Regions from separate parts of the Mus musculus genome. Here region 1 is linked to region 2. Evidence: chromatin loops called from intact Hi-C (ENCODE). Cell type or tissue: heart. All regions are shown on one strand.

Region 1 (8,000 bases), 87 kb before region 2:
TTTAACAGCCGACGTCAGAAACAAGCTTCAGCAAGGAGGAACACAGTGCACAGAACAAGGTCAAGAGCAAACACAAGGAACACGTCCCCATCAGCCCCGCTACTTGCTGAAGTAAACTGGTGCCAGAAACCGCCAGATATAACCGCCAAACACTACATGTGTTGGACTCTGATCGTCTTAGCCAACCTTCTGTTGTAGCAATAGGAGATGGCAGCTCTGTCCTTCAGCCTCAGATATAAATCTTCATACATCTAAGAAAAACATGGTGGTGGTGGTGGCAGGGGGGAGATGATCTGTCAGCCTCCCAGTTGACTGTAGCAGCTGCTGGTTACACGTGGCTGCTATCCTTTTAAGTTGTAGCTAGTGCAACTGAGAAACTGGGTCGTAATTTTATTGCCCTGTAAAGTATTAGTACATAAATAGCTTCATATCACAAACAGGTACCATCGGGCAGCACCAGTTAGAGGCTGTAAACTCAAGGAGGACAGCTAGGAAGAGAGAGCACCAACCAAGTAGCTGTCCAAGGCAAGTCAATTCTTCTTGCACATTTCTCTTAAATGAAAGGCCCCCGCCTCCAGGACATATCCTTTGATATGTGAGCTTTTGCTAGCGGCTATGTCCAAGTCTGCTATGCTACAATCACAATTGTACTTGGCCAATTAAGATCAGGACACACAGCCTTGGGTCAGGCTTAGTATTCAGGGGGTGAATAACAGATTGCTTCCAGTCCAGTTGTTTTAATGAGGCCAGGTGGGGTTGACGCAAGTCTTCTTATTCTGACCTGTGGGGCAGAGAGTGAAGTTGGAAAGGCTGGCAGGGCTCAAAATACTGTTTTAAAAAGATGTAATGTCCCCAAACCTAGGATACCCAAGATATAAGATATAATTTGCTAAACACATGAAACTCAAGAAGAATGAAGACTGAAGTGTGGACACTATGCCCCTCCTTAGATTTGGGAACAAAACACCCATGGAAGGAGTTACAGAGACAAAGTTTGGAGCTGAGATGAAAGGATGGACCATGTAGAGACTGCCATATCCAGGGATCCACCCCATAATCAGCATCCAAACGCTGACACCATTGCATACACTAGCAAGATTTTATTGAAAGGACCCAGATGTAGCTGTCTCTTGTGAGACTATGCCGGGGCCTAGCAAACACAGAAGTGGATGCTCACAGTCAGCTAATGGATGGATCATAGGGCTCCCAATGGAGGAGCTAGAGAAAGTAGCCAAGGAGCTAAAGGGATCTGCAACCCTATAGGTGGAACAACATTATGAACTAACCAGTACCCCGGAGCTCTTGACTCTAGCTGCATATATATCAAAAGATGGCCTAGTCGGCCATCACTGGGAAGAGAGGCCCATTGGACTTGCAAACTTTATATGCCCCAGTACAGGGGAACACCAGGGCCAAAAAGGGGGAGTGGGTGGGCAGGGGAGTGGGGGTGGGTGGATATGGGGGACTTTTGGTATAGCATTGGAAATGTAAATGAGTTAAATACCTAATAAAAAATGGAAAAAAAAAAAGATGTAATGTGCTCTGGACACACAGTTCCTCGCTTCTTGGCAGAGCTAAGAGGAAACCTAAGATGAAGGCAAGGCCTAAGGATTAGAAAATCTGTTTGCCCATGACATGAGATTCATCCCTTTAGGCATCCGAACAACATCACAAATGTATCTTTGTCATCTCCCAGATACAAGGTAGTATGAGCTGGGAATCCAGTGGCACCTAATCTGAGAAGAGCAGAGGCAGTGCCATTACCTCTAGGGCTGACGACCTAGCTGAGAAAGGGAGATATTACCAAAGACCTTGATGGACACTTGTACAAAGGGGCATCTGATTAAAGAGAGCACCTCTCCAACATCTGCCCCCTACCCTGGGGCTGACATCCTTTCCAGGGCAGAGGGTGGCAGAACACACCGACTTACCAATAAGATAAAAGTGAAACTGCCTGTGCCTGTTTGGGCTGACAAATGATTGGATGGTAGATTGTGTGCCTAGAAACAATACGAGGTAGCACGTGACCCTCACAAGGGTGCCAAGCCTCTCTGGTTAGGGGAGAGACAACAGCAACCTTGGTGTAGTTCAGTTTCCCAGAATAGTTTGAAGTTAGCATCCAGAAAGTTCTTGGTAACAACAGGAAGTGACTGTCCGACTGTACATTCTTTGATTGACACTATTTTGGTAGGTTCAAATAGAAGGAACTGGGTATGGTAAGGTTGAGGCACAGAGGGAACGGGACATTGTGGAGTCTGACACACCTGGCTGTAAACAACAGTTTCTCTTGTTTACAGTTCCTCAAAATCACCCCACCCCCACCCGGAGCTTGTTAACTGTTACAGAACCCTGGGTCTCAACAATGGCCCAGGAAACCAGAATCTCCAGGCCTCAGGGTGTTTGTTTGTTTGTTTGTTTTTAAATAAATAAAGCATTTAAGATGTTTGTAAAGTGTAGCTTCTCTCAAAGCCTAGATTCCCTGAAAAGTTCTTTAAGAGTCTCGGGATGCCCTATAAATGATGAGTGGATTTTAAACACAAAGCGACCTTTAAAAGTCACTCAGAACCATCAAAACCTCAACAAATGAGACTGTGGCTTTGCCTTCTTTCGGGAGCTGTTCTTTGGAAGTCTTCGAGGCAGACAGGGCGCCTGCCTTGCTCGGCCTGAGATCACAGAGCAATGGCAGCTGAGGAGCATTCAGTGAACTAGCTAGTGTCCCTAAAGTTGCATGTTGAGGGTGGCTGGAAGATGGGTTTCCCCCTTTGACTTCAACTAAGGACCCTGGAGTAAAGTCCCCTTCATCTCGGGGAAGCTTTCCCACTGGAAGCAAAAGCAAGGATGCTGTAACAGGTTGTCTAGTCCTGGGTTGTGGTTGGACCCGCCTGAGAATATAATTTGTTCTGGCCTCAGTTCCACCCTAGAGCTGGGACAGCCGCCTGCTGTAGTACATCTTGCTTGCGTTTGGCAGCGGGAGTCCTGGAAGGGGGTGGCTGTGGCATCCTGCCCTGAGTTTCCAGAGTGAAGGTGGCCACAAAACCCCGCCGGCTGGGAGCTGCGGGGCGCTGCGATTCACCGAGGGGTGGGGCTGCCCCGGGGAGGCAGAGCCCAGGAGACCCAGAGCTTCGCTGATAGAAGAGCGGATTCAGCCCTCTGCAGCCCTTCCCACCTCCACCCCGCCCGGGGTCTCGGGATTTGTCCAGGCTCGAAGAGGTCAAGACCTCGAGCGCGCCATCCCGCCCTGCCCTGCCCCGCCCCGCAGTGGCGCTGGTGTGGCGTGGGGGCATGCGGGCGCGGCCGGGGGACGCGAGTGGCAGAGCCCGGGGCAGCGATCGGCGACCAGCCCCGGACGCTCGGGGAGCGGATGGCGGAGCCCACGCGCGCCGCGAAGCCGCGCTGCAGACAGGGCGCCGTGCCAGGCGCGGGCGCCGCCGTGAAGCCCAAAAAGAAAGCTTTTTATTTGCTGAGCATGAAGCCCCCGAAGGACCCCGCCCCCAACAACAATAACAACGTGTCGTTTGTGATCCACTGTCAACTGGGCAAGGAGATCAAGCACATTTGCAGCAACTGCAGCCGGGGGGAGGACGGCCGCGACGGTGAGTGCCCGGCGCGTCGGGGAGGTGGCGGGAAGGTGGCTCTGTCAGTCCACGGACCCGGGTGCTGACGGAATCTGCCACCTGGACAACTGTGGAGACCTTCGCTCCCCGCAGCCGGGCCCTGCACTTTGCAGAGTGTCACCGGGAGCCAGTGGGCTTTCAGCAGCGCCCAAAGAATCAACTGTAGGCTTTTTGATTTGACAAGATGGGGGGTCTTAGGGGATCTGTCCACAGCAGCAACAGAAGCTTAAAAAAAATGTTACACCTGTTCCCCCACCCCCACCCTCACCCCAACCCCCAGCCCCATCTCTGCTGTGAAATTTGCGGGGTTACATTACAGATTGTGGGCTTCCTTCAGGTGGGGTCCCTGGAAGAAGTCATTGGCCTTGACCTCTGAGGGACCCAGCTCACTGAGCATTTGTGGAGTTGTTTGGAATGGTGTCTCTTTAGAGTAAAATATGGCTGGGGTATTTGTTTGTTTGCTCGTTTGTTTGTTTATTGAGTGCCACAGCTCGTCCCTCTTGGACAGATGCCCAGTGCTCAGAGTGGGGGAGGTGCAGGCAGCAGCCCTGGGCAGAAAGAGCCAAGGACCAGGGATAGTTGGCCCTGGAGCAGGCAGAAGCCTCTTCTTGTGTGTGGACTCCTCTGTGGAGGTGCCTATATAGGAGTCTCCTGGCAATTCCCCAGCAGCTCGGTGTGCAGATTCTGGTGGGCCACTGAAGGTCGCGGAAAAGTTTTTAAGCAGCAGATGTAACAGAGGCCAGCCCTGAGCTCAACGCTTAGCTCCAGTTACACCTGCTTGTGCAGGCAGCTTTTCAGTGTTCCCTTTGGAAGTACAGAGATTACTTAGACACCCCCCCCCCCCCAGTTCTCTGCCGGCCTCGGAAGTGCTCCGTAATGAAGTGACTGCGGATGGCCTAATGTCTTTTCAAAATTAGAGTCCTGCTCTCGTAATTATAGTTTTCTTTGATTAAAATGTGAGAGAGGCTGGGTGGTGTGGAGCGAGCAAGCGAGTCACCCAAGAGCAAACTGGGACAGTCCCGGAGGTGGGAGGACAGAGAGAAGCCCTTCCTGTTGGGTTTAATGGTATTTGAGTCACACATGTTGACATGCGTCTGTTTCTTATGTTGGCATGTGTCTGTTTATTATGCTGACTGCTAAACTGGAGACAGCAAGGTGAATGCATGTGAGCAGATTAATTGGACCCCAAACTAGACCTTTCCCATACAGTATAATGGAGAATGTGTTTCGAGCCAAGCTACTTATTAAATGCCAGTCACTCTGTTGACTGAACGGTATCCCAAATGGGCTGCTTCCCCATTCGTGGGAGTTTGTTTAAATGAGTGTCTCTGTGCACTACTATAAAAAGGGAAGGGTGTTTCTACACTCAAGGATGTATGCTTATGTATGTAATTATGAGCTCCATCACCGCTAACATGTGCTGTGTGCGGTTCAAGGCTGGCATGTATTTTAACCTGCCATCTGCCTTCCTTTCAGGACTCGTGCTTTCTCCATAGCCTCAAATTTCAGAATGCTCTCAGAAGTGTGTACTGAGGATGTTCTTGTATCACTTAACATGATACACGTATTTAATCGCAGAAGATCCATATATGAGGAGGGCTAAGGTCGTCGTGTCTAAGTTTTACCTAATTTTGTACCACTATACCAGGTGTGTGGTACTCTCATTTGTTGAGCCAAATAAGAGTGTGGTACCGTTGGGTTCATTCTTTTTCTGTATGGCAGGAACATCAGAAAATTTTATTTCATTCACTGAGTGTGTGTGTGTGTGTGTGTGTGTGTGTGTGGTGTGTGTGTGTATGTGTGTATATGTGTGTGAGTGTGTGTGAATGTGAGAGTATATGTGTGTGGTGTGTGTATGTGTGTGTATGTGTGTGAGTGTGTGTGAATGTGAGAGAGTGTGTGTGTGCATGTGTGTGTGCATGTGTGTGGTGTCTATGCCTGAGCCATGTCACCCATACAGAGGTCCGAGAAGAATAACTTCGAGGAGTTAGTTCTTTCTGTCCACCACGTGGGCCTCAGGGATCTGCACCAAGCGCTTTAATCTGCTTAGCATTTCACCCGAGCAATGGCCTTTTTCAAGTAAATGTATGCTCAGGGCTTAAAGGGGACAGATTTCTCCCAAAACTTATAGAGAAAGACCTTCCTTTCTTCTCCTGCTTTTTCCTTGCGGTGCTGGGGATAGAACCCTGGGCCTTAGACATGCCAGGCGAGCTCTCTCCCAAAGAACTACATTCCAGCCAGAGAAAGATGCTTGCGGTGGCTCTCCCTTCTGCAGCATCTCTCACTCTCTAAGTCTGCCTCATCCCTGATCAACCGTAAAGAGGCCACGTAACTACATCCACAAAAAAGTCTGTCCTGTTTAAGTAGTCTTCCTTAAAATGACGATTTTGTTGTAAACACTTGAAGCATATTTTTATAATTTTGCCACCTAAAGATCTCTAACCAAATGTCTTTTGCTGATATGTAGTAAATTTTAAAAGAAAAAAAATATTCTTGACTAGTTGAAGAGAATATAAAAATAAATTTAGCCACTAACTTCTTAAAATTACACTTATTCATTTGTGTGTATTTGTGTGTGTGTATGTGTGTGTATATGTGTGTGTGTGAGGGTGCATTGTGTGTACATGTACACATGCCATCACACATGTATGCAGATCAGAGGATACCCTATAGCACTTAGTTCTTGTTCTTGTTCTCCCCAGGGACTGAACCGAGGTCACTGGGTTGTGGTGTCCAGTGTCTTTATTTGCTGAGCCACTCGCCAGCCACAGCGATTATCTTTTCTTTCAAGTTATTTTTTTAATGCTCTTAATATTTGTGCATCAGCCTTAAATATGGTTTTGTTGACCTTATTTTTAACCCAATCGCTTTAATACTACTAATAACAATAAGCTGTAGAATAAATCCACCACCCATTCATGGCCGCTTTGTGCTTCTGCCCGTCTTTGCTATCTCCCCCCTGGACTGAAGCTGCTCTCAGAAAAGGGAGTGGAGGGATGTAGCACTTCATTGCTAAAGGCCACAGAGTTTCAAACACAAGATAAAACAAAGGCAGATAACATTTTTTCTCAGAGCTCCGGCATGTTAGTTTTTAGATCATTTTTATTTCTTCCCTTCCACAACATCTAGGGCTCAACCTTCCTAATGCAGCGACCCTTACATACAATTCCTCATGTTGTGGGAACCCTCTCCCAACCATAAAATTATATCATTGCTACTTTGTAACTGTGATTTTTCTTCTGCTATGACTCATAATGTAAATACCTTAAATACCTGTGTTTTCTCATGGTCTTAAGCGACTTCTGTGAGAGGGTTTTTTTGACCCTCAAAGAGGTTGTGATGCACAGGCTGAGAACTGCTGACTCAGAGAAATTGGAATTATGGTGTGTGTGTATGTGTGTTTATAGCTACATGTCCTATACTCTTACTATCTCAATAAGCTAAGCTGATCGGAGCCACAGATGAGGAGAAACAGCAGAATTTTCTGGTACATTTTTCAAAAACTCTCCTTGATCTATTTGTTTGACAGGCTGACTGGTAGGAAGAGAGGGGGGAAAATTATCCCTAAATGAAGTAGAAATTGTGTATATTGAAAAGCTATGAGAAATGATTACATTTCCACTAAAATTTTATATTGAAAGTGACTGGGAAGATACTATTTCATATACAAATGATTAAAAAGCAAATATACAGAGAAATCCAAAACATAAGGGAAATATTTCAGTATATCATTTCATGAACTTTCAATTACTATTTTAATTCCTTGTGAGTCTTAATCATGGTGACTTATTTTTAGAAAGCAGTCTTCCCAGTGATCTCTAAGGTGCAGTTGGGGGTAAAGCTCAGTAGTCGAGCCTGTGTTCAGGTGTGAATCTCTGGGGTCTATCTCCAGCATCACACACAAACAAAATCATTTCTGTGAAGATGTCGTTTCAATAGAAAGAAAACATGTTAACAGTTATGAGAAATACTTGGGAGGCTCAGTCTTGTTTTTGCCATGACATTTTAAAAGTAATAAAAAAAAAGCAGTTGGAAAGCGAGGCATTATTGGTTATTAATCAATATGCTAGCCTGTCTTGATGCACTTAGGTGTGATTGCTGTTCTCCGGGCATTCACATGCAAGCATATTAATCCACTGATTTGCTGAACAGACCTCCAGGTTTCAGTTTAGAAGCTAAAAGTATTCATCATGTTTCTTAGTCAACTCTCATATGATTTTTTTAATGATTATTCTTTTTGAGACAGAGTTTCACTGGATAGCACAGGATAGCCCCAAATGCACAGGAACCTTCCTGCCTCAGCCTTCCAAGTGCTGGGATTAGAAGTGTACATGTATGCCACTATGCCTACTTTCCCCATGTGGATGCTGAAGGGAGAATTGTCCT
Region 2 (8,000 bases):
AAATACCAAATAGTACAGTGAGCACAGCCTTTCCCTGTTCTGCCTCTTGTTATTTTAGCACCGTTGAGCCAAGTGAATGAATTTTAACTTCTTTTGGATTTCCAAGTGAGGACATCATCCCCTGTTTCTCCGTCAGTTACTAAGCCTCGGAGACCTGTATCATCTATTCCTACCTACCTTTACCCATATCTGCCATCTCTGTCCCACTCCTCTCAATATATATAGCATGTGGTTAGATTACGTCAGTAGAGTATTGGCAGTGGCCTGCTCTGCAGGGCCATGTTACAATTCTCTTCACACACAGCTTTCAGGTGCCGTTTGCTTCCCGCCTCACTTATTATTTTATTTCTGAAATACCTTCATTATGATTCCATTAGGTTTTGTCCCAGCATATTTATTGGCTGGCTGCTCACATTTTTTTAAAATTATTTATTTATTTATTTATTTATTTATTTATTTATTTTTGGTTTTTCGAGACAGGGTTTTTCTGTATAGCCCTGCCTGTCCTGGAACTCACTTTGTAGACCAGGCTGGCCTCGAACTCAGAAATCCGCCTGCCTCTGCCTCCGGAGTGCTGGGATTAAAGGCGTGCACCACCACCGCCTGGCTTAGACTGCTTACAATTTTATATTCATCATTCATTCCTTTATCCATTCACTCATCCCTCACACTCGGCCCGTCGTTCATCAGGAGACACCCCCCCCCCCTTGGTTGCGCACGCATCGTTCATCAGGAGACCCCCCCCCCCCCCTTGGTTGCGCACGCATCCAACCCGAGATTCCGGATCCCTGAGCTCACTTTGATTTTCTGTGCTTTTATTGATCAGGGTTTGTCTCGTTGAATATAGAATTCCTGATCTGAAAGAACTTTTGTGCGTATTTGAGGCCGTTATTGTCCTCTAATCTTGAGAGTAGTTTTGGGAAGTCCGATGAATTCTGGGCTGCTTTGAATGAGATGGTCACTTTTTTCTTTAGAACGTTCTCCTTAGTTTGTAAGTTCTCTATATCCCCAGTGTTCTAGAATTCCGTGCTGGTTAGCTTTACTAGTCAGTGTTTGGCCTCTACTTGGCATTTTCCATCTAAAGGCCTGTTCCTTGGCTTTGGAAAACTTTATTTATTTTTATATTTTAGTTGCTTTGGTGCTCTCCTCATCCATTCTGGAATTTTTATCAGTCAGATCCAAGGGGTGAGCCCAGCCGGTCTTTATTTTCATATTTCCATCCTTCGTCCTGGTTTCTTGATGGTGATTTGTGGAGCACTCCCTCTTGACTCTGGCGTCTACCCATATACGTGAGACTTTATTTATTTTGGAAATCACTTTTTTGCTCTTAAGCGGTATTGTTCTTGCTTCCTCTTTCATACTGTGCAGCTCACCTCTATTTAAATAAAGACTTGATGCATAGATAGTCCTGCTCTCTGCTTCGCTTCTATCGAAACAACTTTACATTTCCCTTGTCTTCTACTGCTCTTTTGTATAAGAGTCTCCTCTCTAATTCCAGCTGGCTTTTGGTTTATGTTTGAAAATAAGGCCCGGGGCTTGCGTGTCCAACATGAATTTGGACGGAATTCTCTGAAGGCCCCCTTATGACAGAGGAGCTTGATCTTAGGAAGGCATGTTTTCATATATTGATGAGGTTTGGAGAAGTGGCTTTTAAAATTTAGCTTTCTTCTCGGCATAAAGAAGCCATTGAAATAAAAAGAAGAAATCAAACAGTTTGAGCCCACACCCTAGCTGGACTTGTTAGCAAAAAGGAAAAGCTGAAGGGCTTTTCTGAAAGCAAACACTGATTAAGGGTGTCAACAAATTGCACTGTGTGTACAGTTTAAGGCATGCCTTGAAGTAGCTCATTGGCAAAAGAATAAATTATAATGGTGTATTAGTCAGGGTTCTCTAGAGTCACAGAACTTATGGATAGTCTCTAGATAGTAAAGGAATTTATTGATGACTTACAGTCGGCAGCCCAATTCCTTACAATTGTTCAGTCGCAGCTGTGAATGGAAGTCCAAGGATCTAGCAGTTACTCAGTCTCACACGGCAAGCAGGCGAAGGAGCAAGAGCAAGAGCTAGACTCCCTTCTTCCAATGTCCTTATATTGTCTCCAGCAGAAGGTGTAGCTCAGATTAAAGGTGTGTTCCACCACACCTTTAATCCCAGATGAAAAGTTGTAGCCCAGATTAAAGGTGTGTTCCTTAAACTAGGAGATTCAATCTTCTGGAATCCATAGCCACTATGGCTCAAGATCTCCATACCAAGATCCAGATAAGGATCTCCAAGCCTCCAGATAAGGGTCACTGGTGAGCCTTCCAATTCTGGATTGTAGTTCATTCCAAATATAGTCAAGTTGACAACCAGAAATAACCACTACAAATGGAAATTTAAATATTCAAAACAAATTGATTAAAAGAGTATGTGCTATTATTGTGGGAAGCAGGCAAATTCACAGGCTCCGGAATGTTCATATATGAATAGGACTAATAGAACTGTTATTAAAACTCAATTTCAGAAAGAACAGAAGAATACATACAGGAGAGAAATAGTGAAGACGTGGAAAATAGAAAATTCTGCTTCTATTCGTCAACAAGTAGAGTCACTGAAGAAATTAGGAAGAAAAAAGTCAAAAGACACAGAAGTTGTATAATAAATGGAAACGTTTTAGAAGAATGTAATATATAACTTGGTATCAATTTTATGATTTTAAAGGAAATAGGTTACTAGAAAAGGGTACCTAAACGAAATGGAGCTGAGAATACTAAAGTAGTCTGCAAATTTCAAATGAACTAAGTCAATATGTAAAATCAGTATGATCTTGTAGTTTAGGTGTAAAATGAGCTCAGAGGTTCACAAGCAAAAGCGCAGGTCCCTGGCTGGTGGTGCTTCCGGCCATTCGGATGCTTACATCATCACTGAATGACCTAGCTCATTGGTGAGTTCTGAGCTGAAGGAGCTGTTAGGAGATGGGGCCTGGTGAGAGGAAATATGTGGCTTTAGGCACACCTTGGAAGCTCACATCCTGCTCCTGGTCCCTTCCTCCTCACCACGAGGTAAGCCACTCTGTTCTCCTACATCATCCCTCCCAGGTGTTGTGCCTTACACGGGCCCAGAAGCCATGAAGCCAGGTGACCACAGACATGATGAGCCAGATAGCCTTCCCTCAAGTTGTTTCTCAAGAACGTTTTGTGAATAACGAACCCTTACCAACACAAAACAATACCTCTCACACAGAAAAGCAGCCCTTGCCAAACCTTCAAGAAATAGAAACAATGTCATTTTAACCAGTTCCCTCCAGAGGAGGACAAAGACATAATGACATATCCCACCTTGCTCCTTTAGATAAAAGGAGAAAATATACATGGTCACTCCAGCAAACTCAGAAAAAAATAGGTTACAAAATTTAGCATACCGGGACTGGAGAAATGGCTCAGGGATTAAGAGAAACTACTCTTGCTGAGGACCCAGGTTCCCTTCCTAGCACCCACATCAGGCAACTCACAACCTCCTCTTACTCCGTTCTAGGGACTTTATTGCCCTCTGACCCCTGTGGGCGCCTGCATATGCATGGTACATATGAACTGTTGTTGGCATACAGGCACAAAGGTATAAGATAAATTCTTTCATAAAAATTAGGTGCTGGGGAGATGGCTCAGTGGTTAAGTGCACATACTGTTCTTGCGAAGGGCCTAAGTTCAGTTCCCAGCACCAATATTGGAAACTCACAAGCACCTGTGACTTTAGCTCCATAGATTCAATACCTTCTTCTGGCCTCTGTGAGCACCTACAGGCCCAGGCACATACCTACACAGACACACACACACACACATACACATACACGCACACAATTATGAATCATCTATAGGCCCAGGAACGTACCTACAGATACACAGACACACACACATAATTATGAATCACCTACAGGCCCAGGCACATACCTACACAGACACACACACACATAATTATGAATCACCTACAGACCCAGGCACATACCTACACAGATACACAGACACACACACACAGACACACACACACACACATAATTATGAATCACCTACAGGCCCAGGCACATACCTACACAGACACACAGACACACACACACATAATTATGAATCACCTACAGACCCAGGCACATACCTACACAGACACACAGACACACACACACAGACACACACACACACACACACACACACACATAATTATGAATCACCTACAGGCCCAGGCACATACCTACACAGATACACAGACACAGACACACACACAGACACACACACAGACACACACACACACATGCGTGCGCATGCACGTGCGTGAATGAGCTGGCGCATGCATACACAAGTGCGCACACACACTCACATAATTATAAAGAAAATAATTTTAAAACATTAACATGGCCGTAGCCAACAACCAAAACACTCGAAATAGAACACGGCTTCCTTAATAAAGGCTACCACCAAGAACAAGAACAAAGGAAAGATGGGTCAAACATTCTGCGTAACAAAAGTAATTAAAGTCAGAAAGAATGCCAAAAAAAATGCTCACCAAAAAGACCAATTATCTAAGCGGTGATTTCACCATGGTTCCATGGAATATATTTAAGTGACAAGGACTGGAAAAGCATAAACAAGCAGCCATCCTCTGTAAATATATGATATTTTAGGGCCCATGACTTAGGAGAATTAATAATAGCATCATATAAGGACACTTATAAGTATCAAACCCTGGGCTCCAAATAGACAGAGAGCAATGAAACAATATTAAGTTTGGAAAAGCTGAATACTAGGAAGACTGACAAATGAAATATAAACATCTGCAGAAAACATTTTGCCCACAGTCACGCGGAGCAGCAGCCTCCGCTGCTTGGAAAAGCCAAGCCCTGGGCTGGCAGTTCCCTCCCTCTGCAAGGAGCAACTCTAACTTCTTGGCTCAAGATAAAAACAACAATGGCCCTTTTCTTTCCCCTGTGACTTCTCATGGTTTGGGCCACAGGGGCGGGGAAACAGCTGGTCTATATCCATCCCCAGTCACTTCCTTGTGACGAGAGTGAAGGTTAATGTTTCTGGGCTTGGGGCTCTTCAGTTGCCCTGGAGTATAAAGTTAAGCAGCCCCTACCCCCAGGAAATGCTCTTCTATTAAATGGAAGCGCTGAAATATCAGAATGTGAGGCCAGAGATGGCTCAGAGGGCAAAGGTGCTGCTAAGGTTGATGATCTGAGTTTGATATCCAGTGACCACATGATAGGAGGAAAGAACTGACTCATTCCTTTATTTCTCCACACATGGACCTTGGCATGCTTGGAAGTGAACACACACACACACACAGAGAGAGAGAGAGAGAGAGAGAGAGAGAGAGAGAGAGAGAGAGAGAGAGAGAGAGAGGGAGGGAGGGAGAGGGAGAGGGAGAGAGAGAGGGGAGTGGCATGCAATCTTAGCTACTCAGGAGACAGCAGTAGCAGATTATGAGCTAGAGGCAAGTCAGGGTTGTATTGTAAAACCCTATCTCAAAAAACAAAAACAAAAAACAAACTAAATGTAAACTAAAAAATACATATATAAGTATATGAAAATACATGGAAGGGTGCATTATATCATGTAATAAATTCTAACTCAAGGATCAACAGGATTTTGGGCTAGAGGGAGAGCTCAGTGGTTAAAAACACTTGCTGTTCTGATAGAGGACCTGGGTTGGGCTCCCACAGAGCAGGAAGCAATCATCATTAACTCTAGTTCCAGGGTTTCCACTGCCCTCTTTGGGTTTCCGTGGGCACCAGGTATGCATATGAGGCACATACATACATGCAAAATATTCTTACACATAAAATAAAAACAATAAAAAAATGTTAAAAGAATCATAGGTTTGGAGTAAAGACCTCTAGCACAGAGGTTGTAAATCTGCCCCGGAAATGATAAAATGTTATCCCACCCCAACATGTCATTGAGCACAGCTAGGGACATGAGACAATGGTTTGTTAGGAAACAAGATGTGATCGCAGGAAACAAGAATGGGGCAAAGTGGGTAGGAAAAAAAAAGCCGGGCAGTGGTGGCGCACGCCTTTAATCCCAGCACTTGGGAGGCAGAAGCAGGCGGATTTCTGAGTTCGAGGCCAACCTGGTCTACAAAGTGAGTCCAGGACAGCCAGGGCTATACAGAGAAACCCTGTCTCGAAAAAACAAAACAAACAAACAAACAAACAAACAAAAAGGTTGTGTTAAAGGTACACTAATTTGCTGCAATTGCCACCGTAAGTTATCTGGGCTCCAGTTCCTGTTGCTTTAAACCAACATGTGTCTAGGCAGCACTTGTCTTTGGGCTATGTGCGAAGGAGCCTGGTGAAGATGATGTGAAAGCTAAGGGTGAGTTTGGGAAGAGATGTTGAAGTCTGAGCTCACATGGAGCTCAATGTAGACTTAGGCCTGAGCATGAGCCGCCTTCTCTCTGGTGAGTGGTTCTGTAAGTGCGCTGACAAGACAACAGCCATGAATGATGCCAGAGAAGCCTGGTATTCTACTTCTATTAACTCAGTTCATCGTCCTAGCATGCTGGGAAGCCAGTGACAATATTTCCATCTCGATTGTTTGATAATGAAATTGTTCCGCATAGAGGCAGAACTACTTGTCCCAGGCCACCCTGCTGAGAGGTGCTGGGTTTTTATGCATGTATGACAGTCCTCCTCTTCAACTAAACAAAACTAATGTCTGAGCTGCCCCTGAGGTGAGGTGTTCTGTGGCCTCTTGCTCTGTGGCAGTGGCTCAGTGACTCACAGACAGAGCCTTAGACCCACAGAACCTTGAGGTCTAGTTGTATTAAGTCCAGCTGAACTAGGGGAACAAGTTGGTCCCTGGCATTTTTCTGTAGAAACCTGCCACTTGGAACCAGTTCTTGAGTTTCCCCTTTTACTTAAAAGCCAAGGGTTACTTGGAGCAGTGGGCGTAAGGTACCACTTGCTTGTCAGCTAATTGTGGGAGTGCTCTGAGAGAAGTATGCTCCCACAACTAGCTGGCTTTTGTAAACTTTAGTCAAATGATCAGAATTTATAATTTTTTTCTCTTCCTTCCTTCAACTACTTTCTGCTATGGGATAACAACAAGAATAAAATTTTATTTTACCACCCAAATGCTTGTTTTCCTGGTCACAAAACACATCTATCTTTTCCTTGGACACACGGAGACTTCTTCCATCCGCTCCTGTTTCCCCTCCCTTAGATTAACATTGAAGAAAAGTCTGCAAATTTTCTGAATTTAGGAATAATTGGATCTAATTCTTAATTTAATTATAATTTTCATTCTTTTTTGTTTTTGTTTTTGTTTTGTTTTTTGTTTTTTCGAGACAGGGTTTCTCTGTATAGCCCTGGCTGTCCTGGAGCTCACTTTGTAGACCAGGCTGGCCTCGAACTCAGAAATCCGCCTGCCTCTGCCTCCCGAGTGCTGGGATTAAAGGCGTGCGCCACCACGCCCGGCTTAATTTTCATTCTTAATCACCCATCCTGTTTTCTTAATGAAGATTGGGAAAGAAAACAAATCTTTTTCTTTAAATTTGTTTATAATTTTAAAATTGTGTGTTTGTGTGTGTGTGTGTGTGTGTGTGTGTGTGTGTGTGTGTGTGATATCTGGAGGTCAGAGAGTAGATAACATTACAGAGTTGCTTCTCCTCTCCCACCTTTATATGAATTCTGGGAATGGGACTCAATACTGGGCTTATATGGCAAGGACCTTTCTTTACCCAGAGAGCCATCTTGCTAGCCCAGAAAAAAAAAATTCAGATCGTTCCTATGCCAACAATTTATGAAAACGCATTTATTTATAGACCCATATATGGTCTTTTTATAGAATGTAAGAAGCCAAGAGTCCTTAGGTTTATATTTAGTAACTGACATTTAAATATTCCAGTTTACTTAGAGATATCTCAGATGTTTATCGCATAACAGAACTTTCGCATGACACGCTTATAGCCATGTATCCCGTTAGGACTTACCTAGTTTATTTGTCGTTTGTACTTGTTCCCTGCTTTCCCAT

What was found. A loop is a pair of places that touch in the nucleus more often than their neighbours do. Peaks named below come from ENCODE experiments on the same cell type or tissue, not always from the same donor. Only the 100,000 strongest peaks of a DNase experiment are listed, where the experiment ranks them.
Region 1: it touches region 2 in a loop (1.8-fold over the local background); 2 of 42 quality-filtered maps call a loop at or near these places.

What each region holds. Positions count from the first base shown.
Region 1 is chr13:42,913,275-42,921,274 of GRCm38, forward strand. The region is part of intron 3 of Phactr1 (phosphatase and actin regulator 1); the gene reads left to right. Among named protein-coding and RNA genes, the nearest start is that of Gm52053, 96 kb to the right of the region's middle. In heart, a CTCF peak has its summit at 3,248; a DNase peak (open chromatin) is centred at 3,027; H3K4me3 peaks cover 1,846 bases; H3K27ac peaks cover 1,233 bases; H3K27me3 peaks cover 827 bases.
Region 2 is chr13:43,000,266-43,008,265 of GRCm38, forward strand. All of the region lies in intron 4 of Phactr1 (phosphatase and actin regulator 1), which reads left to right. Among named protein-coding and RNA genes, the nearest start is that of Gm52053, 8.6 kb to the right of the region's middle. In heart, no CTCF peak of the experiment used is centred here; a DNase peak (open chromatin) is centred at 4,936; H3K27ac peaks cover 720 bases.